Regions from separate parts of the Homo sapiens genome. Here all the other regions are linked to region 1. The links are chromatin contacts, found by Hi-C or POLR2A ChIA-PET in ENCODE. All regions are on one chromosome and are shown on one strand. Each heading gives the region's core, a stretch centred on a gene start or an enhancer-like site at or near the end of the contact. The rest is flanking DNA. Distances are from core to core; before and after follow the strand shown.

Region 1 (2,982 bases), core at 241-2,740:
TTTGGGGATATTTGAAAGCAAGTTAAATAAAATTCCCACCAAAGGCGGCATAAGGCACTAGGCAGAAGTAGCCAAACTTAAGTACAGTAAGTCAATTTCTAGAAAGCTTTGAATATTATTTCAATTTGTCTGTCCGTATTCAATGCAAATCGTTACAAAATCACGTCTATTTTGAATTTATTAAATTTCTCAAAGTTTTTTTTTCAAAATCTGAGTTCTTATAAGAATTTGTAACAAATACCTGTTACAATTAAACAATACTGAAAGTATTGTTACTTTTGATAACCTGGTATAGATGTTTCTTATTAACCCGCTGTAGAGTTGATCTACACATGCCAGTTACCATGGTCTTCTAAAAGCACTGTTCAAGCCCTAAAATTAACTCAGTTAAGACTCAGTTGTTTAATAACGTATCAGGAACCACCTGTCCCTCAGACTAAAAATCACTTCTCATTTTAACTACTCTAGCACTAAAAGTGAATAGCATAATAATGTATCTACTAGCGCTACTGCTAAACAGTCCGGGTCCCCTGAAACTTATCCCTAAACACAGTGCTTTCGTGCGGCATCTGCGCCTTACTTTTGCAGTCTGGGGTGACTGAGTCAACGTGACCGTGCGGAGCACCAAGCAGCCCCGGGTCCCCATGGCTACCGCCAGGGCAACGCTTCGCGGCCCGCTCCTCAGGGACCCTCAGGGGCGGCACCGGGAAATCAGCTTTGCGGAGAGGAACCGCAGGGCTCCGGGGACGGGCTAGGGCAGCCGGCGGGCAGCAGAGGCAAGCCTGGCAAACTCTTCCCGGCTTCTTCGCGGCGCTTGGGGCAGACGTCCTGGCGACACCAGGCCGCGTCGGTTCCCCTTCATCCTATTTTCCCTTTAACACGGTGGCTTGAGAACTTTATTTTGTGCTCACTCAAGAAAATTTTAAATGATTTTACAGATACAACCCCAAAGATGAAGCTCCAACAAACCCGCCACTACTCGAGCCTTTCTCACCGTCTTCCTCACAGGCCCCACCCCCTACCGCGAGGAGCACGAGCTGAGGGGAACACAAGCCCCCGTCGGGCACTCCCCGGCCTCGCCCCACCCCCCAGGCGCGCACCCAACCCATATAAGGCGAGGGGAGGCAATCGCGCCAGCTCTGCCTCCGCCTCGCGCGCCGTCCAGAGGGAAGGATTTGCAATAGACTTCCTCAGTTCATTTCTTCTTATTCCCTCCTCCCTTAAAGGGCCGTTTCCACAATAGTGAAAGGAACGCACCAGTAAACCACAATAATCATAAAAGATGACTGTAATTAAGACTCTTTCTGAAACCAGAAACCGCGAGTTCATGCCCCCACCTCAAGAGCCCGAGCTTCCCCCTCTCTGAACCGCCCCCACACCCGCTCCCGCGAGCTCCCGCTTACGCTTTCCGGGCGGCGCGCGACGCGCTCGCTCCGCCCCTCTGGCCCCGCCCCCGGCTCCCCTTCTTGGTCTCAGGAGAGCCAGCGCGCACAAGCAAGGGTGTGCGGCTCTGAGACGTGCGTTGCTGCTTGTGGGTGTGAGACATCCTAGCTCCTCTTCCCCTTCCGTGAGTCCCTCCTTTCCTCGCAGACCCCACTTGTCGTGGCTGGCTGCCGCCGCAGCTCTTGTGCGAAGCCAGCAGTGCGCGTGCGCGCGGGCACGGGCGCGCGACCGTCGGGTCCCCGCGCTCCCTCCCCCTCCCGCTCCTCTATAACTTGGCTGGCGTGGAGGAGGCGCCGCCGGAGTCGGAGGGCGGGGAGCTAGGAGGAGGGAGCTCGAGAGTTGTGGAGACTAGTGACTGGGAGAAGTCGCAGCCCGCTCAGGCCCGCGCCTTCCCGCTCCCCGTCTTCCTCTCTCACACACCTACTCCGCCCTCCGCCCCAGCCCGCGCGCTAGCTCCTTCTCTCGCCCGGGGTTCCTGCCGGTAGCTCTCCGGGTCTTGGCGCGGCGGGGGCGCCCCGGGGGTGCCCTCGCCCTCCCGTTGCGGGCGGGCGGGCGGTATGTGGCGCCTGGTGCCCCCGAAGCTGGGCCGCCTGTCCCGCTCGCTGAAGCTGGCGGCGCTGGGCAGCCTGTTGGTGCTGATGGTGCTGCACTCGCCGTCGCTGCTCGCCTCTTGGCAGCGCAACGAACTGACCGACCGGCGCTTCCTGCAGCTCAATAAGTGCCCGGCGTGCTTCGGCACGAGCTGGTGCCGCCGCTTCCTCAACGGGCAGGTGGTATTCGAGGCGTGGGGCCGCTTGCGCCTGCTGGACTTCCTCAACGTGAAGAACGTGTACTTCGCGCAGTACGGCGAGCCCCGCGAGGGCGGCCGCCGCCGAGTGGTGCTCAAGCGCCTCGGCTCGCAGCGCGAGCTGGCGCAGCTCGACCAGAGCATCTGCAAGCGGGCCACCGGCCGGCCCCGCTGCGACCTGCTGCAGGCCATGCCCCGGACCGAGTTCGCGCGCCTCAACGGCGACGTGCGTCTGCTCACGCCCGAGGCGGTGGAGGGCTGGTCGGACCTGGTGCACTGCCCCTCGCAGCGCCTTCTCGACCGCCTGGTGCGCCGCTACGCGGAGACCAAGGACTCGGGCAGCTTCCTGCTTCGCAACCTCAAGGACTCGGAGCGCATGCAGCTGCTGCTGACCCTGGCCTTCAACCCCGAGCCGCTGGTGCTACAGGTAGGCGCGGAGCCAGGGCAGGGGGCGTCCTGGGAGGGGCCGCGCGTGGGAATCAGAGTCGGGAGAAGTGGCTCAGCCAGCGCTTGCCGCCAGTTCGGACTCGGCCGGGCTGGGCCAGGCTGCAGGCGTGGGAAGGGGCGTCTCCGGGGGAGCCCCGGGGCTGTGCAGGGAGGCCGAGGGCGACCCCGCTGATGGAGAGTCTGCTCTTGTTACCTAGATTCGGGCGCATTTCGGATTTGACTGTGGATCTTTCAACGCCAGAGGGAGTGCGTCTCTTAACACTCCCCAAAATGTCTCTACTGCGAGTTTCCTTCCGCTCTCTACC
Region 2 (2,982 bases), core at 207-2,706, 2.5 Mb after region 1:
CTTTTCAGTCAGTAAGAATAGTTCCCTTACAGATCTGAAGGCTGCTTCATGTACAGTGAGACCCAGGTATTTTACACTTGTCTATCCAACTGCAGCAATCCACTCATTTTCCTTTGTATGTGTTTTTCATTTCCTTGTGCTTGTTCATTGCTCAAAACCCTTCTATTGTAAACATCAGGGTGGCAATAAGAGAAAGGTTTGCTCTTAGGAAAAGTTCAAGAAAGAAAGGAGCCCCCAAACCGCCTGACACTTCTAAGTGTCACTGGTACTAACCATGTATCTCAGTGTCATAAGCGGGAAGAAACAACGACTGCCTGTTCCTGCAACTGGCAAGTGGCCATGCCAAGACTTCCAGAAATAACAGTGAATGAATGAAACCACATGGGAACCAGAGAGTCAGCTTGGAGAGGCAGGGACTTTGTCAAATATTTAAAATAATAAACGCTAACTTTCACTGAGTACTTTCTGTAGTGCCAGGCACTGCTCTAAGAACTTTACATTAACACACATTAATTACTGCTCAAAAACCTTTCCTAACAACCCAGACCTCCCTCACAAATAGGAGTTTTCCTTTCTTCTTTATAAATGAGAAAACTAAGCCCATAAAGATAAAATGTTTACTTAATGCTGTACAGCTCAGTAACTAGCTGAATTGAAATTATTCATGATTCATGTCCGTTGCATTTATGTTCCTATTTCGTTGAAAAACAAACAAAAAATCTCACATTCTCCCAATGTGCCAAATTTCAGTGTAATACTCTGTAGCTCATTTAATACTTACACAATTTCAGAAATGAGGCAATGGAAAGAACATATATGAAGAAAGTGGCTGACAGTCCACAGATGTGAAGCAGTAGAGGCCGAATTTAAAGTCGGGGAGCCTGACTGGAGCTAATGGTCTTAGGAACCGCGCTACATACCGCCACTATCTTTCCTAAGCTGGTATTGTAGAGGGCCTAGCATAGACGTGGGCTCCTGGCGGACTTCATTGAATACTTACTGATAAATGACAGCTTGCAGGCTGTATTAACCGTCCCTTCTAATAGCCCCACTATGCTGGCACATGCTCCTGAGCCCAGACTCTGCCCAGGATTCAGGGCCGCTCTCTACCTGTAAAGCAGTGTAGCTAAGGGGAAGCTGAGCCCCGCAAGGCGTTTTCAGGCAGGACACCCCTTGTCATTCGAACGGTTCTGGTGTGAGCCAGGGTACAGCTGGGCCGCCTGGGGCCCCTTGCCGAGTTTCCGTTCCACTTCAGGTGTCGCTTCCCGCGGCCCATTGGGCCCTTGCCCCGCCCTCTGACGCAAACACAATTATGGGGCGGAGCATCGTCCCCACTAGCCAGGCACACCCCAGTCCCATAGGGAGGCGACTGAGAAAGCCGCCCCCTTACCCGTGGCTGCAGCTGCTCCCGCACAGCCCTGAGCGAGCCGAGGTCCTAGCGTGGCTTCCTCCCGTCTGCCCCGTGACTGCCAGGCACACCTGTTGCACAGCCCTCCCGGAAGTCGGCGGAAAAGGGGCCTGGACCAGCCTCAGAGTCTACACCTGCAGCAGCCCCTAGTTTAGGTTTCTGGACCCCAAGGGTACAACAAGGCTTCCCTCCCCTGGTCCCTGCGCGGGCTCAGAGGATCCGGCTTTGCTGCTGGAGCGCGGCCGAGCTGGGGGCGCGACTGCACCCACCCCCCCACGCCGTGTGCGACGCGCAGCTGCCGCCCAGCCCGTCCCGTCTCCCTCTCCCCATCCCCGTCCCCTTTTTTGCTCTTTGGAGAGACTCCGGAAACGTTTCTCCGGTGGTTAAGGGCACAGATGAACTGGGACGTCGACACCAGCTGGAACTGGAAAATCATCAGGCGGGGAGTGGCCTACCCCGGGAACTTCCTTAACTCTGCTCTTGACCTCCATCCCTTAGAAGCCTGTAGCTTTTCAAGGTGAGGGAGCTTAGACTACAAAAGAGGAGCGGTCGAGATTATTTTATCTCTAGCCCTTGCCCTTCTCCCTTTTCTTTCCAACAAAAGGCATTTTTAAGTTAAGAGTGAAAATGATGAGGCGTGTAGAATGTTTAATTTTTCAGGACGCGCCTTTGATTTTTCAGGGTGTGCCTGCAACTGGCACACCCTCATGCAATAAATAAATACATATTGCACTGACGTTTCTACTGATTTTTTAAAAATTTATTTACACGCCTGAAACCCTAGCATTTTGGGAGGCCGAGGCAGGCGGATCACCTGAGACCAGGAGTTCAAGACCAGCCTGGACAACATGGTGAAACCCCGTCTCTACTAAAAATACAAAAATGAGCCAGGTGTGGTGGTGTGCCCCTGTAATCCCATCTACTGGGGAGGCTGAGGCAGGAGAAAAATCGCTTGAACCCGGAAGGCAGAGGTTGCAGTGAGTCGAGATCCAGCCACTACACTCCAGCCTGGGAGAGAGAGCAAGACTCGTCTCAAACAAACAAACAAAAACACATGATCTTCCAAACAATAACACCATATATGGAGAAAAATGAAACCTCACCCTCTCCATTCCCGGTGCTGTTCTCCCGATTACCCTGCTAACCAAGGTTGACACAAACATTTGAAGACACACTAAGAGAGGTGGGGGGAGGGAAGAAAAAAGGGAATGGAAGGGAGGAAGGTGGAGAAAGAAATTGAGAAAATAAGATAGAAAAAGGAAGAAGGAAAATCGAGCTACCTGAGTTTGAATTCTTTCTTTTTTACTTCCTGTGCCTGTGACTTGTGAAAATTACTTGACAATCTCTTTGCCTGTTTTCTAATCGGTAAAATGAGAGTAGTAATGGTATCTACCACAGAGGATTTTTATGATGATTAAGGAAGTTAAAATATATAAAGAATTTAGAATGATGTTTGCCATAGAGTAAGCGCTCAGTAAATGTTATATACATACAAATAAGTATATACACAGCTACACAGTGTTTTTGTTTTTTTGTTTTTTTTTTACATAAAGAGGATTATTTTATACAGCTCT
Region 3 (2,982 bases), core at 483-2,982, 2.5 Mb before region 1:
GGAAGTTGAAGCTGCAGTGAGCTGAGATCGTGCCACTGCACTCCAGCCTAGGCAACAGAGCAAGACTGTCAAAAAAAAAAAGAAAGAAAGAAAGAGAAGAAACAGAAACAGGTTTAGGAAGGTTGAGTAACTTGCCCAAATGTAAAAGGGGTAGAAACAGGCTCTATGTCTGATTCTAAAAAGGGATGCCTTTAAAAATAAGGGGGAAAAAACCCTGTAACACGTTGATACTCTTTAAATGAGAATAATTTTAACAAGGGCAATGACAGAGAATGGAAAGGAAGGAAGAGATTTCAGCAGAGTCAGAAGGATGTGGCAACTGAAAACAGCATTGGGACAAGGGATAAGAAAAAGTCAAAGTTTCTGGCCTGAGTAACAGTATAAGATGTGAACTCAGATTTGGAAAGGGAGACAGGAAATTAAGTTTTGGACTTATGTTTGAAATGACAGCAAAACATTCATATAAGAGGAAGTGGTTCACTTTATCCAACAAGTGTAAAGATCACATGGGGAAATAGAAGTCACCTGCAACACAGGCAGAACTGGAAGCTTCGCTGGCCAGGTCCATGTTAAACTCTGACCATTCTCTGGGGCTGTCCAGCCTTTGCACAGGCGGCGCGTTTGTCTTCAGTTTTCAGGTTTCCCCGTCCTATTTCTTATCTCCCAGTGCCTCTGGCCTTTTCTGTGTCTCCCTCCAGAATGAGCTGGAGCTCTCTTCATCTTGACCTTTGTGTAGTCTCTGAGGTCTGAGGCCATCACTATGTCTGACCCTCAAAAAATATTTGTTGACTGACTGGCTTATTCCTGTTGTTGCCCTGGAAAAGAATTACCCTGCCCGATTAAGTCACAGTTTCTTCCTTCTTAGGGCAGCGTAGTTAACAACCTCAACACCAGGAAATTGTCTTCCTCATCACATACCAGGGTATTATTCATGCAGTTTACTCACTGTAAAGAGTTCCCTTGAAATAAAGCTAACAATTAGTCAAAGATTTACACATTTCCTAGGGTCAGTCAACTTTTTAACAAAGCCAACTTTTAGTAGTGGTGGCGGTGGCGGGGGGGAGCCCTTCTTTGCTTTTTCTGTTCCTGAAATACAAAAGTGATGGTAAATGCTTCAGAATTTCTCTATGAGAGGGTCTCAGGCACTGCACTCACGCTGGAGTTGGGGGTGGCTGGTCCTTTTCTTGAACCAGGTTTTGCAGAGAATTGGTCCTAGTAAAGAGTATTTGTGTGGGAGGAGTTTGGCTTGCTGGCGGGGAGTATTTGGATAATACTGGAAGAGCCTCAAATGCATCTCTTGCCTCCTTTTGAATAAGATACTTTTGAGGTCCACCCACCTGCCAAATTCCATTCTATTTTCTTCCCACAGGGAGTTTCCCTGATTGGGAAGGGCCTGTATTTCCCGCGAGCGTTAGGAGATGTGCAGGTCTATTCATTGGGGGAGCCCAATTCCCGGGAGGATTTAGGGATCACGGGAGGGCCGGGGCGTTCTCCTGGTGGGGATTTTAAGGCCGCTCAGAGCCACGACTGGGAGCTACCCTTAGCCAGCGCCCCAAGCCGGGAGTACGGTTCTCTGCAGGGTAGCCCGGCTCGGGGGTGGCGAAGGCGGTGAATGGAGACCCGGGGGGGGCGGGGGCGGGGCCGCGGCGGGCGGGGCGGGGCGGGGCGAGTCGGGCCGAGGCCCGGGGGCGGGGCCAGGCGCGCGGCTGGCCTGGGCCTAGGCCGCTGCTGGGCTCCGCCTCGCCCGGCTACGCAGGCGGCAGGGCTGCGGCACGGGCCGGGCGGCACCATGGCGGCGGCGGCGCCTGCTGCTGCGGCGGCTTCTTCCGAGGCGCCAGCGGCGAGTGCGACTGCAGAGCCCGAGGCCGGGGACCAGGACAGTCGCGAGGTTCGAGTGTTGCAGAGCCTGCGGGGCAAGATCTGTAAGCGGGGGCTGGGCTGAGGGGACGCCCTGGCGGCGCTGGGCGCGAGGCTGAGGGGGCGGCGGGTTCGCGGCGGTGGCGGCGCCGAGCTGCGCTGGGATCGCGGGCCCGGGAGGGGGCCTGGGCCGGGCGCGGTTGAGGCTGGAAGGGGGTGTGTTGGGGGGCGGCGTCGCCTCGACGGGGCGGCGTGGGCCGGGGCTGCTGCTCTCCGGAGGGAGTGGGAGCTGGAGATGGGCCTGGGGTGGGAGAGCCCGGGCTGCGCCGGCGTGAGGGGCTCGGTCGTGGGGAGCGGCCTGGACGCGGGGACGCTGGAGTCCGGGGCGCGGCCGGGGGCGCGGTCCGGGGGCGTGAGGAGCTTCCGGCCGCCCTCAGACTCAGGCCTTCGCGCGGCTGCGGGCGCTGGGGAGTGGCCCCGCGGTGGGAGCCGAGCAGTAATTATACGGAGGCGCGGCCCGAGGAGGTGGCGGGCTGGGAAGTGGGGCTGGCCCGAGGGGAGGGGGCTGTTCGTTTCCTGGGCTCGGCGAGCCTGGGAGAGGTTGAAAAAGGCGCCCTGAGCTGCAGGAAACGGGCCGCCCTGGGGCCCGAGTGGCTACCGCGCGGTCTGTTCGCGGGTGAGCGCCCCGGGAGGAGCTCGGCGGGACACCTGTACTTGCCCCACCTCGCTGCGGCCGGGACTTGAATCGAGGGACGGCGTGACAGGCGGGACTAAAGGCAGGATGTAGTGGCTTCCTGTGAGCAGGTCTCAAAACACAATCACCCAGCCCGCACTCAGCCCGCTTAATTCCCTTCCTTCTCATGCGTGTAATTGCTACTTTAGTGAGCGAGCCTACCAGTTGACTAAATACGAAATTTTGCTCAGAGTTGTCCGAGCATTACTGTGGACAGATTATTTGAGTTCTGTCATTTGAACATTTTAGTTTTAAAAACGACCCTTTGGTGTCAGGTTGCCATTTTTTTTTTCACAGTGGTTTATTTAGATGAAGTGCTTTTTGTTTTCTGTTTGTAAGAGAGATCAATAACATTTATTTTTGCATTTGTCGAAAATTAGCATTATTTTCTT
Region 4 (2,982 bases), core at 228-2,727, 2.2 Mb before region 1:
CTCTCTCATGAGGCTTTCCCTCACTGCATCCTGTACCCTCACAGCCCTTAACACACCACTCAACAAATACGCATTTGCATCTAACCAAATGTGACCCTGTGTCCATATTTATGTTTCTGTATATTAATGCATTCTTGTTTCCCCTGCCAGGCTCCATTAGTCTGGTTAGCTTTTGCCCAGGTATCAGGAAATGAGGGGATGGGGAGAGGCTCAGAATCCAAACTTGACAGAGTAGCTGTCCACCACTAGGTGATGGTGGGGTCAGGCATCTCCTTAGGCTGGCTGTGCTTCTGTTTTCTTTTCAATGGAGATACCGGCTTTCTTGGAAACACATGTGATGGTGGGCTAGCCGTAGAAGCACTACTATAATAACGATGTGATCTTTGTCATTTCACTTCTTCAGACCTCATTAGTCCTACATATAAAAAGAGGAAGTTAAACTAGCTCAAATGTACTGAGCAGAAGGAATGGAGACTGTGCAGCTGAGGGAGCGGGGCCTGAAAAATAAGTGTGGGTTGTGTCGCCACACACCGGGACTCCTGGGATCCCGACCTCTTTTAGCGGTCAAAAGAGGGCAAACTAGTTGCCTAACAATATTTAGAGCTATTTCTCTCTTTTCACTCTCATTCTACGAGTGTACACCGGAGTTTCTAGCAACTACATGGTATGTGAAGTCATCCCTCTAATGATAACCTGTAATGAGGTTACTACTGTGATTTTTAATGAATACATTTTAAAATGTTTTAATTTCTTCAAAAGCAAACATTAATCTCTACATATGTGTGTATACATATACAGGAAATGTATGTATATATGAATATACATATATTCATTGTATATGTGTATATATATTCATACATAATATGTGTGTGTGTATATATATATATATTTACACATTTCCTACATAAATAAAAGTTCTTTAAGGTCCTAATAATTTTTAAGTGAAAAGGAGTCCTGGGACCAAAAAGTTTTGAGAATCACTGAACCAGATTTCTAGATCTTTAAGATCATTTATTCACTCAACAAATAATTGTGCCTCCTGTGGCCAGGCATTTTGCAGATACGGAGGATAATGTGGTGATAGCAACATGTTTCCTGCTCTGATAGAGTTTTACATTTGGGAGGGAAGAGACAAACGAATAAATTAACAAGATAATTTCTGAGAGCAGTAGGTTTAATGAAGCCGTAAAGCAGGACACATATCCCTGCACAATCTGTGCGCCTGCTCAGACGTAACACCCCGCAGCGCAGCAGGCAGATTCAGCGGCGTCGCCCCATAAGGGCCCGAGCCCTCTCAGTTGGCCTAGGACGGCGAGGGCGGGGCCTGCCCGCCCCCCTGGCGCTGGCGTCAGGTGACGTCACTGTGCCGCGCCAGCCAATCGTGGGCAGCCGGGGTCTAGGCACCACGGTGGCTGGCGGCCTGCGGGCGGCGCTGTGGCCCGTCGGGCGGCTCCACAGAGCCGCCCTAGCCTTCCGCCTTCCCCAAGCCAACGTCTCCGCCGTCGGCTCCGCGGCGCCGCCATGGCCGACGTGGAAGACGGAGAGGAAACCTGCGCCCTGGCCTCTCACTCCGGGAGCTCAGGCTCCAAGTCGGGAGGCGACAAGATGTTCTCCCTCAAGAAGTGGAACGCGGTGGCCATGTGGAGCTGGGACGTGGAGTGCGATACGTGCGCCATCTGCAGGGTCCAGGTGATGGGTAAGCGCTGCACGCGAGTCCAGGGCCGCCCTGCGGCCTCCGGGAGCCGACCTCGGGGTTGGGAAGGGACGGGCGTCCGTCAGAAGCCTCGGAAAGTGCCCTGCCTGGGAGAGTGGGTGGAGGTCGCCCTGCCCCGGCGCCGGAGGAACGCGGAGCCACGCTCCTGCTGCGGCTCCTGAGGGCTGCGGCCGCCGCCTGGGGCTGCGGGGTTGTGCAACAGGCGCCCTGCGCCGGGTGGTTGGTGTTCTAGGGAGAGAGACGGGCAATAAACGGAGTTAAACAAGGTAATTTCAGGTAGTGATGGGTGTGACCAAGAAAGTAAAACCGGGTGATTGTTGGGAACTAGCAGGAAACACTTCGGTTTGTGTGTCCAGCCCCAGCCCCACCTCTAAAAGCTCAACACAAGGTGGTCAGGGTAAAGGCCGTGATTCAGCAGTGAACTTTAATAGTCTTGGTCACCACCAAAGTGATGCTCCAGAGTCATCTTCCACAAAACGACACCCTTAGTTCTCCTCGAGGGACGCAGGAAAGTGTTCATAGCCATTGCATTTCCGGATTAGCTTACCGCCGCTCTTCGAATGGCTTTTAAATCTGGATTGATTTAAGACGGGTCAGATAGCACTAGCGTGGCTTGAAGGGAACAGTGTGGTTCAAGAATATCTAAGTTTCATGGAAGCTGAAGAATTGTAAGCCCTTTTTTCAGAAACGTAAAACTTCACCTCCATCACACCCCCCTCTCCATATTGGATGCCATTTCCTGGAGAAGATACTGTGCTGCTCTGAGTCATGCCTTTGTGGAGAACCCTCTTACAAATATGTCTTCTTTCTGTGATATTTTGAGTTAAAATATTAGACCAAGTGAAACTTTTCAGAACAGCTTAATCTTGTTATATTTTATATGGTTCTAAGAACTCAGACCACTTTGAAAAGCAGGTGCTATTTAAATGCAAGTTGTATTTTCAGATAGGGCATTTAAAATTACTATGAGACCCTCTTCAGTGGAATTCTTTATTGAGGGTAGTTAAAGAAAACGGACATTTCTATCGTTTGAAAACTGTGACTTGTCTTGAAAAATGAGAGAATTGGAGAACATACAGAGAATTGCTCACCTTAAGGGGGGTGAGACTGTAAACATACCAGAATCAAGAGATTTCGCAGTTTATGCTCTTTTGTCTTTTATTCCTAAGGGCTTGTTTCAAAGAGGATTTACAACAATTGGATTCAGATATTTTTATCTTTCTCTTTTGAAAGACCTTGATATTAGACATGACCCACTTATTTTACAT
Region 5 (2,982 bases), core at 244-2,743, 2.2 Mb after region 1:
CACGGGTTCAGAAATCCATTTTTAAATGGTCACATATACCTAACAGAAAGAAAAGCATCCTGTAACTGATAGAAATCCATCTGAATGCTGAAGTTTCTCAAGCTAACAAAGCAAGCACTGTTTTGTAGAAAGATAGGCAGTTCAGCCTGCTGACGCTTTCTGAAACACTTAAAGATGAAGACAAAACTATCGCTACATGGATTAGCTGGACTGCAAACCAAATGTCACTTTCTGAATGTAACTCTGAAATAGAAATTTCTGTCCTTAGGCTTAAGAAAAGTTCAAGTAGAAAAGCACTCTATTATAAACTTGGGGGAAAAAATGGTGCCAAGATGACTTAACAAAAAACAAAACAAAACAAAAAGGACATTAGAAGGTCATTTAAATGCAAGATCTAATTTCAGAGAGTTGAGCACAAAGAGCACAAATGTGGAAAACTCCAAGGATTTTTCATGTGCCACAAAAGGCAGCAAAGCATGTTTAGACAGACGTGGTGAAACTCTCTTTAATCTGGCTAAATATAAAACGTTTTGTTTTACACAGCTTCTGAAAACGAGAGACAGCACCGGGCTCAAGAAAAGGGTAGGTAAGGGGAGCAGCTGTGTGTCCACAGCTTCCCCTTCAGATCCCAAAGGAAGAAAGCTGCCGCCTGGAGGTACTGGGTAGCCAGGCAGCCTTACTGAAAACAACTAAGGTTTTCGAGCGAGCGTTGTTTTTGGCAAGAGGGAGGTGTTACCGGCTGCTTCCTGGGGTGCTGGAAGGAATGTGTCACCATCAATTAGAAAGTACACTAAGCCCCGTGTTTAGGTCACAGAAGGAGTACTGCCTCGTCCATCAAGGATAAATCCATGCCAACTCTCGGAAAGGAGGGGAAAGGAGAGCTGCAGGAAAGGTGTTGGTGCCCATGACCTGCAAGTCCAAAAGGAAACTCCAACTTGTTCTGCAGGGAAATTCGGGCACGCTGAGTTCACCGAGAACTCCAAGGAGTCAACGAGGGCGGGTGCCCCTACACTTCCCCAGGGACCAGCGCCGCCCGACCGCAATTCTGGGGAAGACCCCGGCGGTCCTGGAGAGGAGGGACAGGCCCCCACTACTCACCTGGCCAGCCCCGCGGAAGGGCTGGTGGATGAATGAACTGCCCCCCCGCCGGCCGAGCCTCGCGGGACAGCGGCGGACCGCGGGGTGCTCACCTGTGGGGATGCTCGAGGGCTTCTCCGAGTCCGCACCCAGACAGGGATTCCAGGGGTGGAGGACGAGCGCCAGGAGCAGCAGCTGAGGCTTCACCGTGCATCCCCCCATATTCGGCCCTCGAGGGCCGCGCGGGCTCAGGCGCCCACGGCCCCGCAGCGCCGCGCTTCTCGCGAGAACGCAGAGACCCGGGTCCGCCCTGAGCCGCCGATTGCGGGCGGGAGCCGGCGGGCAAGGCGCGCGGCCGGCAGCCGGAGCGGCGCGTAACGCAGCTGAGTGAGGTCGTCGGTGGAGGCACGGAGCAGCAGGCGCCCGGGGCGCTGCGGAGGCCTTATAGGCTCCCCGAGGGGAGGCGACGGGGCGGGCCGCGCCCTGGCTATTGGCCGCCGGCTGACCCGCCGCCGCTGCGCGCCCGGTGCGGTCGCCTCAGCTCGCCCTCCTGGGCCCCACGTCTGGACTGTTTGCTCAGCGCGGACGCTATTTAAGGAGCTGCCTGCGGCTACGTGTGGAGGCTCACGCAGCGCTTCTGGCTGGAACGGGGAAGCCTGCACTTAGCTTTGGGAGTGGGTTTGGGAGAGGGAGGAGGAGCCGCCGGGAGTCTGGCGGGAGGGCGGTGTTCCCGTCTGGGTTCCTCTCTGCTGTCCCAGCCCCGGTAGCTTCCACAGCAGCCTCGAAGGGTGAGAATTTGCTCTTCTATGGACTTGGATACTCCACCCAGTCTGAAGTGACTGCAAATCTGCGGCAATCTTGGCTGACTGGGACCTCGCCAGACTCTTAAGCCATGGAAATGGATCGCCCCTCATTAATTCAGGGGCAGGTTCATCACCCTGTAAAAGGAAGGCCGTGATTTTATTTTACTCCGTAAACCGAAAGTTTTATTGTCCAGTGAACATTTCTTGCTCCGCCGCTTGTGCCAAGAGAGCCTTAGACTCTTTCCAGTAATGAGGCTTGTAAATCCTGCGGAATCGGAGCCCAACGTGTGTAATGCCGGGGCTGTGCTTACAAGATCGTGCTCCAGTCCGCATGGAAAATTACTCCCAAAGACGTGGTCGGAGAGGTCGAGATCTCTGAGCCTTGGCCCCCACTGCTTCCACTTTTGACTGATGTCTAAGAAAATTCCCTTTTTTCTGTTCTCACATTTTAACTAGCCAAGGGTTTAACTTGTTGGAATGAGTGGGAGCAAAAGCACAATTAAGAAAAAAGCTTGACAGTTTTGCCTCATACATTTAATGACATAAGCTATTTTATAGGAGAAAGAGAACCAAACTGCTACCATTCTGGAATCTCCTGCCTAAATTTTCGTGAAATTAGAAAAAAACAGAATCGAGACAACACCCGTTATAACTCTGGGCCTTTGAAATTAAGACAGAAAATTATGGAAAAATGTGTTCCATTATGATCACGTTTTGTCTAAAATTAACATATCAAGATAACATGAACTTAATGCTTTCATCTTGATAGCATTAAAAACAGGTGGAAAACCCTGCAAAGAAATCTTGCCTGGGATGTGACATTTTAGAAAGAATCATTTCCTGTGCCCAGAACTAAGCCAGTTATTACTCTGTTTTGAAGGTTTGGTCTCAGTTTTTTAAAAGAAGAGGAAAACTGGAGAAAGTTCTGAGAAGAGTAACAAATAATTAAAGAAGTGGAAACTATGACCTGTGAGAAGAATGAAATAAGGTTTATTTAGTCTGAAGGGGAAAAAAAAAGCTAAAAGATGGATTCCTTAATAACAGCCTTTCATGTGTGGCAAGTACAGCTTCATAAAACTAGGCACAAAGCAAACAGCATCAG
Region 6 (2,982 bases), core at 221-2,720, 2.1 Mb before region 1:
TATTTCTAATACTCATTTCATGCCAAACTCTCCAACATGCTTCTACAAATCTTTTGGTGTCATTAGCTCAAAACGTAAATGGATTTTGGTTATTTTCAATGTCATAATTATAAATTTAGCTTTTTTAAGCGTGAAAAAAGCACTTTATAGGAATATATTTTACCACTTTTCCATTTGTGGGAGGTATAATTCATTATTTCTTGCTTTGGTAAGAAAAGTGAGGAAAAAGGAAAATTCATCCATTTGCAGGCTGTTTAAACTTCCAGACAGATTATAATTCATCACTCCAAACAATAAGATGGCTATTACATTTCTCCATAATTTTTATTTGCTAATAAAACGGAGGCAGAGCTTTTTTCTAAAAATAAATAAATAAACAACAACAACAACAACCTCCCCCACCCCGCACCTTCTGTGCAAATTCCTATAAAGTCTTTTATCCTGTCGCTGAGTCTGAGGGCACCCCCCCTCCCGTACTCGTCAGCTCCATCTCGCGGAGGAAAACGCTACCGGCACCCTCAGCTCCGCCCAAGGGCCGCGATCTCTACAGGGGAGATGAAAAGCCGGCGACACTACACAGGCGTGGACCCTCCAACGAGTGTTCCTTTCCTGTGGGTTAAGAGTAGGAGCGTCTGGGCAAAAGCTGGGAGCTTTCAGTTGCCAGGACCCTTGGGAAAGCACGTATTTAGATTTCATTGATAAATTCAACTGAATCCCGAGAAAAATTATACTCCATTCACTGGCATATTTAGAACGGAATTCCCATTGACCCGAGGCTCCCGGTTGAACCCTTCAAGGGAGCCAAGCGAGGACGTTCTCAGAACAGCAGTGCACCGTGTACATTGTGGGAGCCCCGCGCGATCCCCCGCAGAGCGTCCTGTAGGAACGTCACAGAGCCCAGAGAGCGTCCTGTAGGAACGTCACAGAGCCCAGAGAGCGTCCTGTAGGAACGTCACAGAGCCCAGAGAGCGTCCTGTAGGAACGTCACAGAGCCCAGAGAACGCCTGGGGACGGTCGGGGAGGCAGTTCGGGGAGGGGACGATTAAGTTCCCTCAGAGAGGAAGCCGCGGGCCGACTGGAGTCGTTTTCGTGCTCTCCGCACCCGCCCGCCGCGGGTAGCATCTTCTCAGCGCCCCGGCGCCCAGGAACGCCCAGGAAACCCAGTCCTCCTCCTAAGCAACCTGCGGCGCGGGGACGCCCGCCTTTTGCTATTATTATAAACGTGCGTGCGACTAAACCTTCGGATTTTTAGACTTTCTTCTCGCTTCCTCTGACCCAGGCTGAGGGAGCCCCCGAGGCTACTGCGGGGCGGGGCCGGGGCGGGGTGGGGCGCCCTCGCCGCCTCAGGCAGCGCCCCGGCCGCTGGCGGGAGGCGGCAGCGGCGCGGGCCGAGCGGCGCGGGGATTGGCTGCGGCGGGCGGAGACGTCAGGCTCCCGCGGCCCAAGCGGCCGCCCGGCGCGGCGCGGCGCAGTCGGCTCGAGTACTCCCCGTAACGAGGAGGTGTTCTCGGCCGTCCCACCCTTCACTGCCGTCTCCGGGCTGCGCCGCCGGAGCCGGGACGCGCCTCCGCAGCCCTCGCCGCCTCCATCCCCGCGGCCGCAGCTCCTCTCGCCGTCCGCGCGCACACCATGACGAAGAACGAGAAGAAGTCCCTCAACCAGAGCCTGGCCGAGTGGAAGCTCTTCATCTACAACCCGACCACCGGAGAATTCCTGGGGCGCACCGCCAAGAGCTGGGGTGAGCGGGCAGCAGCTGGGCGTCCGGGGCCGGCCTCGGTCCCGGGGGCGCCGGGCGCGGTCTGGTGGGAACGGAAAGGCGGGAGGCGGCTCCCAGCGCCGGGGCTCCCGACCGCCCGACCCTAACCCGGGCGGCGGCGGCGCAGTGCGGCCCCATTCATTGCTCCCCGGGCCGGCCGGACTGGCCGCAGCTCGCTCCCGAAGCAGCGGGGCCCGCGGGCAGCCCGGCCGGGCCGCGCTGGTTCCTCCCTCCCTGCTGGGAGCGGGGCGCACGTGCTGCCCGGGCCTCCCGCCCGGCGCGGCGCCGGAAGCCGGGGACCCCTGCCCGAAGCCGGGCCCCGAGAGTGCAGGAGCCGAGCCCCCGGGCCTCCTTTGTACGGAGCGCTCCGGCCCGAGAGGCCCTGGCGGAGGCGCCCGGCCCGCTGAGCGGTTCGGAGAAGCCAGACCCTGCCCCACTCCAGGGGAGAGGAAATTTCCACTCCCGCCGCTATCTTGTGACTCGTCCACGCTGCCACCCCGACCGGTCGGAAGAGTGCGACTGAGTGTTAAGTGTGGGTGTGGGTTGCTTAAACGTGTAGCGGTGAGTTAATCACAGAAGTACATTGTACAAGAAAATGCACTTGAATTTGGACAGTGAAAAGGCCCTTAAAAAGGTTGGTTCCTCCCGGATTCCTTTTTAATTACAGAGGTTTTCTTCCTTACAAATTTGCTTCTTTGGGGAAAGTAAATCCTGTCTGAACAACACAGGTTTTTTTTTTTTTTCCCGTGTCTTCAAAACAGGAGAGTGATGGTTGTATGTTAGCAGATTTTTTCTATGCGTGAGCTCTTTGTTTTAATATATTTAAACCATCTACCGTGTAGAGTAGCTTTAGGATGCCTTTTTTTCCTAAAATTGTATCAATCTCTGAATGCAGGCTAGAGCTTTTTTTTTTTTTTGCCTTTATACTTAAGTAAACTAATTTTACCTTTTTAAATCCTTTTGAAACATTTTGTTAGTGGGTCTTGAAAGACCATTTCTTTCTGAGTGGGAATAAATCTCGAGAGCTTAGAACTATTTGGGCACAACATTTTTAGGATAAGCATGGAGAAATAAGCTGTGACTCAGAAAATAAACTGTTGGTGCAGACTGAAATGGACTCCTTCAGGGTGAAAAGGCGACTTGAAGTCTTATCACAAGCTGAAAGGGGCCTTGGAGGATTTTTAGCCCAACCCCCACTTTAGAGATGAGAAAAATGAGACCCAGAG
Region 7 (2,982 bases), core at 255-2,754, 2.1 Mb after region 1:
TGACATCCATATGCTTCCATTTATTCAAATTAGTTACGTGAATGTCTCCTTTTCCTTCTAGTCTTTTTTTCTTTAAACAATCAATATACAAATATATTTCTATAATATTTCAAAAACACAAGTGTAAAACGTAAAAGGCATAAATCCTATTTACTCCTCCGTGATCTCATACCACTCTCCAGAGTTGTTCCTCTCTAGGAAATTTTCTGTAGGTTTATGCACACATATATAGTATTTTGTTTTTAACATAAATGGTATCATACTCTAAATAGTGTGACTTTATCAGGTTCATCTGTCAGAGATATCTGATTGTTGCAGATACACAATAAGCCCTTGGACTACATGTGCTTAAACTACGCGGGCTCATGTGTATGCCGGTTTTTTCTGTCTCTGCCACCCCTGAGACACCCTTCCTCTTCCCCTTCCTTCTCAGCCTACTCAGCGCGAAGACAACAAGGATGAAAACCTTTATGATGATCCACTTCCACTTAATGAATAGTAAATATATTTTATCTTTCTTTATAATTTTTTAAATAACGTTTTCTCTAGCTTATTGTAACAATACAGTGTATAATGCATATAACATATAAAATAAATGTTCATCAGCTGTTTATGTTATCAGTGAGGCTTCCAGTCAACAGTAGGTTATTAGTTGATAAGTGTTGAGGGAGTCAAAAGGTACATGTGGATTTTCGACTGCATGGGGATCAGTGCCTCTAACGCCCATATTATTCAGGGGATAATTGTTTATATATATGGGTGTGTGTGTGTATTTTTTTTAAAAAGCCTTTATTATATTGCATAAAATGAATGAATCAAACAATAGATGTACTTTCTGTATCTTCTGCTCTGTGTGTTTCAAGCTGTATTTTTCTCCATCCTTCCAATTCTACTCGTTTTCCGTTTTTCAAATTTTTTAATCTACTTATGGGAATTTTTCTAATTTTCTCTCAGTAATTATGAATCATCTTTTTAAAGCTACATTTTATATTATTTCATGGAATGTAGGATAAGAGGAAAGACAAAAAAACTGTGCTCAATAGACTACCTGGATCCCATTTCTGAAAACATGGCATGAGACTGAAATAGTTATGCTAAGTAACCACCCATGGATACCAAAATGGAAAATAACTAGTACCTGGGAGATGTCTTTGAACTGTACCACAAGAGATATTAAGCTGGCTTGCACTGGTAGGAACGAACCGATCTGCTTTTATAACCAGAGTCTGTTCCGATGAGTTGGCATCTACATCATACCAGGTGTTACATATTTTGAAAACCATTCCTGATGTACAGTAACATAATTCACAAATCATTACTAAAATGTCTCCTTATCCTAGTTGATGGATAGTAGAAATTTTCTTTGGGTATTAAGTGTCGCCAAAGAAGAGAACAGGAGTAGAACCAACTTCCTTATCTTTTTAAGTCCATCTCACAGTGACTATAATGTCTTCTTCATCAACATATCCTTGGTGCCTGGAACAGTGCCTGACCCATAATAGAGACCCAGAAAATATTAATAAACAAATAAACCTATATTGAATAACATTTGGCTTCTATTTTCTCACTTGGAAAACGAGTTAGATCAAATCCCTAGTCATCCTAAAATTGAAGATTTTATAATTTCATTTATAATTCAATAGTTTCGTATATCATTAAATCTACTAAGCAAAATGAAAAATCAAAGGCTTCATTCTTTCAGACAATTCCATCATGTATTCACGTTGGAAGATAAACACCAATAATAGAACAACAAAACTTTCTAAAATTATTTTATTTTTTATAATTTTCTAACACATGGTGTTAGAAAATGAATTTTGGCACCGTGATTAAGAATTTCTTTTCAAGTTTAACCTTTACATTAAAAACAGTAGCTACAATAAGGATATTTCAACCTTACTTAGAGAAGTGATAAAACATCAAGTCAACAAGTATTTTTGTTGGAGAATTTTTTTATAAGCGGGATAGAGGGAAGTTAACATAGACACTCAGAAGAATAAAATGGAAATTATGCCAGGAAGATAAAAAAGCAAATAACCCTCCCCCCAAAAAAAGAATAAGGAGCGAGACAAAGGGCAAAACGGAAGAAGCAAGGCTCAACAACTTTGTTTTCCTGATATAAAATTCAAGTACTTAAAAAGTTTTTTAAAAAATAATTAAATGCACTACTCATCTCAATGAAATTTTTCGTTTTCCTATTTTCTAGAACTTTCTAAAAAAGGAAACAAAGCAAAAACAACAACAAAAAAAACCTGTTTGACTTAAGGACACTTGCTGATCTTGACACTTGATAATACTTTAAGAAATGGAAAGGTTTTCCTAAATCTAATACCTGCTTAATATAATCCACTTTGGAAGATTCATCTGAAAGAAACATAGGGTTTGATTTTTAATACTAATATAAAATAATCTGCCTTCCAATCAAAACAAAAATGTTTTCAACTGTATACGCTCCTCGGTTGTGTTTTGTACCATTTTCTTGAGGAAAACGTTGTGTAATTCTTTGTGTGTTCCCTTAGTAACTACTGTAAATAAGACCTGCATAGGTGTTCAGAAAAATACTTAGTTGCATACAAATCCAGTTAGAATCTGATTTTCAAGGTTTTACAACATGGTAATTTTCATTTATATCCATTTTGTCTACATTTCCTCTATATTTTGATAAATAAAAATCTTCCCATGCTTTTTTTAAATAAGAAAATATTATTAGTCTTGTTATTTGTACCTAAATATTTTATCAATTTGAAACACAAATTCATAAATTGTCATTATTCTCAGAGGCAACAAAGCATAGAAATAAATATTTAAGTTTTTTCTTTCTTTTCTTCTTCAATCTGTGTTTTAAGGCTCAGAGCAGACATTAAGAAATATCAAACAATTTTTTATAAAAAGTTTTTCAAATGTTTGGCCCAAAGTGAAGTTGTTCTGTTGATGTTATTTAAATATTCCTCTCATCTTCTCAGCCACAACTTCAAAGACGTG

The links. A loop is a pair of places that touch in the nucleus more often than their neighbours do. ChIA-PET counts read pairs that join two places held with the same protein, here RNA polymerase II (POLR2A). Pooled maps may share reads with other maps.
Region 2: a map of B cell shows a loop between it and region 1 (23-fold over the local background). The contact joins the promoter of PLSCR2 here to the promoter of DIPK2A in region 1. A Hi-C loop is called at or near these places in 2 of 168 maps with a recorded cell type or tissue (B cell and naive thymus-derived CD4-positive, alpha-beta T cell) and 7 of 50 pooled maps. POLR2A ChIA-PET finds 5 or more read pairs at or near these places in 4 of 52 experiments (AG04449, CD4-positive, alpha-beta T cell, CD4-positive, alpha-beta memory T cell and 1 more).
Region 3: a loop to region 1 is called in a map of B cell, with 6 times the contacts of the local background. The contact joins the promoter of RASA2 here to the promoter of DIPK2A in region 1. A Hi-C loop is called at or near these places in 2 of 168 maps with a recorded cell type or tissue (B cell and naive thymus-derived CD4-positive, alpha-beta T cell) and 10 of 50 pooled maps.
Region 4: a loop to region 1 is called in a map of B cell, with 21 times the contacts of the local background. The contact joins the promoter of RNF7 here to the promoter of DIPK2A in region 1. A Hi-C loop is called at or near these places in 4 of 168 maps with a recorded cell type or tissue (B cell, naive thymus-derived CD4-positive, alpha-beta T cell and natural killer cell), 1 of 37 single-sample maps with no recorded cell type and 12 of 50 pooled maps. POLR2A ChIA-PET finds 5 or more read pairs at or near these places in 1 of 52 experiments (B cell).
Region 5: a loop to region 1 is called in a map of endothelial cell of umbilical vein, with 10 times the contacts of the local background. The contact joins the promoter of PLOD2 here to the promoter of DIPK2A in region 1. A Hi-C loop is called at or near these places in 8 of 168 maps with a recorded cell type or tissue (Calu3, MCF 10A, PC-9 and 5 more) and 22 of 50 pooled maps. POLR2A ChIA-PET finds 5 or more read pairs at or near these places in 7 of 52 experiments (A549, A673, HepG2 and 4 more).
Region 6: a map of OCI-LY7 shows a loop between it and region 1 (13-fold over the local background). The contact joins the promoter of ATP1B3 here to the promoter of DIPK2A in region 1. A Hi-C loop is called at or near these places in 3 of 168 maps with a recorded cell type or tissue (OCI-LY7, PC-9 and naive thymus-derived CD4-positive, alpha-beta T cell), 1 of 37 single-sample maps with no recorded cell type and 11 of 50 pooled maps. POLR2A ChIA-PET finds 5 or more read pairs at or near these places in 1 of 52 experiments (CD4-positive, alpha-beta T cell).
Region 7: a loop to region 1 is called in a map of ovary, with 15 times the contacts of the local background. The contact joins the promoter of LNCSRLR here to the promoter of DIPK2A in region 1. A Hi-C loop is called at or near these places in 1 of 168 maps with a recorded cell type or tissue (ovary) and 4 of 50 pooled maps. POLR2A ChIA-PET finds 5 or more read pairs at or near these places in 2 of 52 experiments (MCF 10A and activated T-cell).

Annotation. Positions count from the first base shown.
Region 1 is chr3:143,970,333-143,973,314 of GRCh38, forward strand. It overlaps DIPK2A (divergent protein kinase domain 2A), which reads left to right and starts at 1,491. Exons shown (of 3, transcript NM_173552.5): 1 at 1,491-2,657. The coding sequence starts at 2,001. RefSeq lists enhancers at 797-1,377, 857-966, 1,237-1,326, 1,378-1,958, 2,967-2,982 and silencers at 1,057-1,106, 1,437-2,086, 2,577-2,816.
Region 2 is chr3:146,468,105-146,471,086 of GRCh38, forward strand. It overlaps PLSCR2 (phospholipid scramblase 2), which reads right to left and starts at 1,457. Exons shown (of 8, transcript NM_001395437.1): 1 at 1,391-1,457. RefSeq lists an enhancer at 1,446-1,515.
Region 3 is chr3:141,485,295-141,488,276 of GRCh38, forward strand. RASA2 (RAS p21 protein activator 2) reads left to right here and starts at 1,733. Exons shown (of 24, transcript NM_006506.5): 1 at 1,733-1,922. The coding sequence starts at 1,790. RefSeq lists a silencer at 1,642-2,521.
Region 4 is chr3:141,736,821-141,739,802 of GRCh38, forward strand. RNF7 (ring finger protein 7) reads left to right here and starts at 1,478. Exons shown (of 3, transcript NM_014245.5): 1 at 1,478-1,696. The coding sequence starts at 1,522. RefSeq lists enhancers at 1,021-1,070, 1,111-1,160, 1,271-1,950, 1,511-1,750, 1,951-2,629 and silencers at 1,251-1,510, 1,771-1,950.
Region 5 is chr3:146,159,691-146,162,672 of GRCh38, forward strand. PLOD2 (procollagen-lysine,2-oxoglutarate 5-dioxygenase 2) reads right to left here and starts at 1,494. Exons shown (of 20, transcript NM_182943.3): 1 at 1,191-1,494. The coding sequence starts at 1,299.
Region 6 is chr3:141,875,173-141,878,154 of GRCh38, forward strand. ATP1B3 (ATPase Na+/K+ transporting subunit beta 3) reads left to right here and starts at 1,471. Exons shown (of 7, transcript NM_001679.4): 1 at 1,471-1,738. The coding sequence starts at 1,630. RefSeq lists silencers at 366-425, 1,296-1,425, 1,696-2,265.
Region 7 is chr3:146,067,681-146,070,662 of GRCh38, forward strand. It overlaps LNCSRLR (lncRNA sorafenib resistance in renal cell carcinoma associated), which reads right to left and starts at 1,505. Exons shown (of 2, transcript NR_146297.1): 1 at 1,139-1,505. It overlaps PLOD2 (procollagen-lysine,2-oxoglutarate 5-dioxygenase 2), which reads right to left. Exons shown (of 20, transcript NM_182943.3): 20 at 1,760-2,982.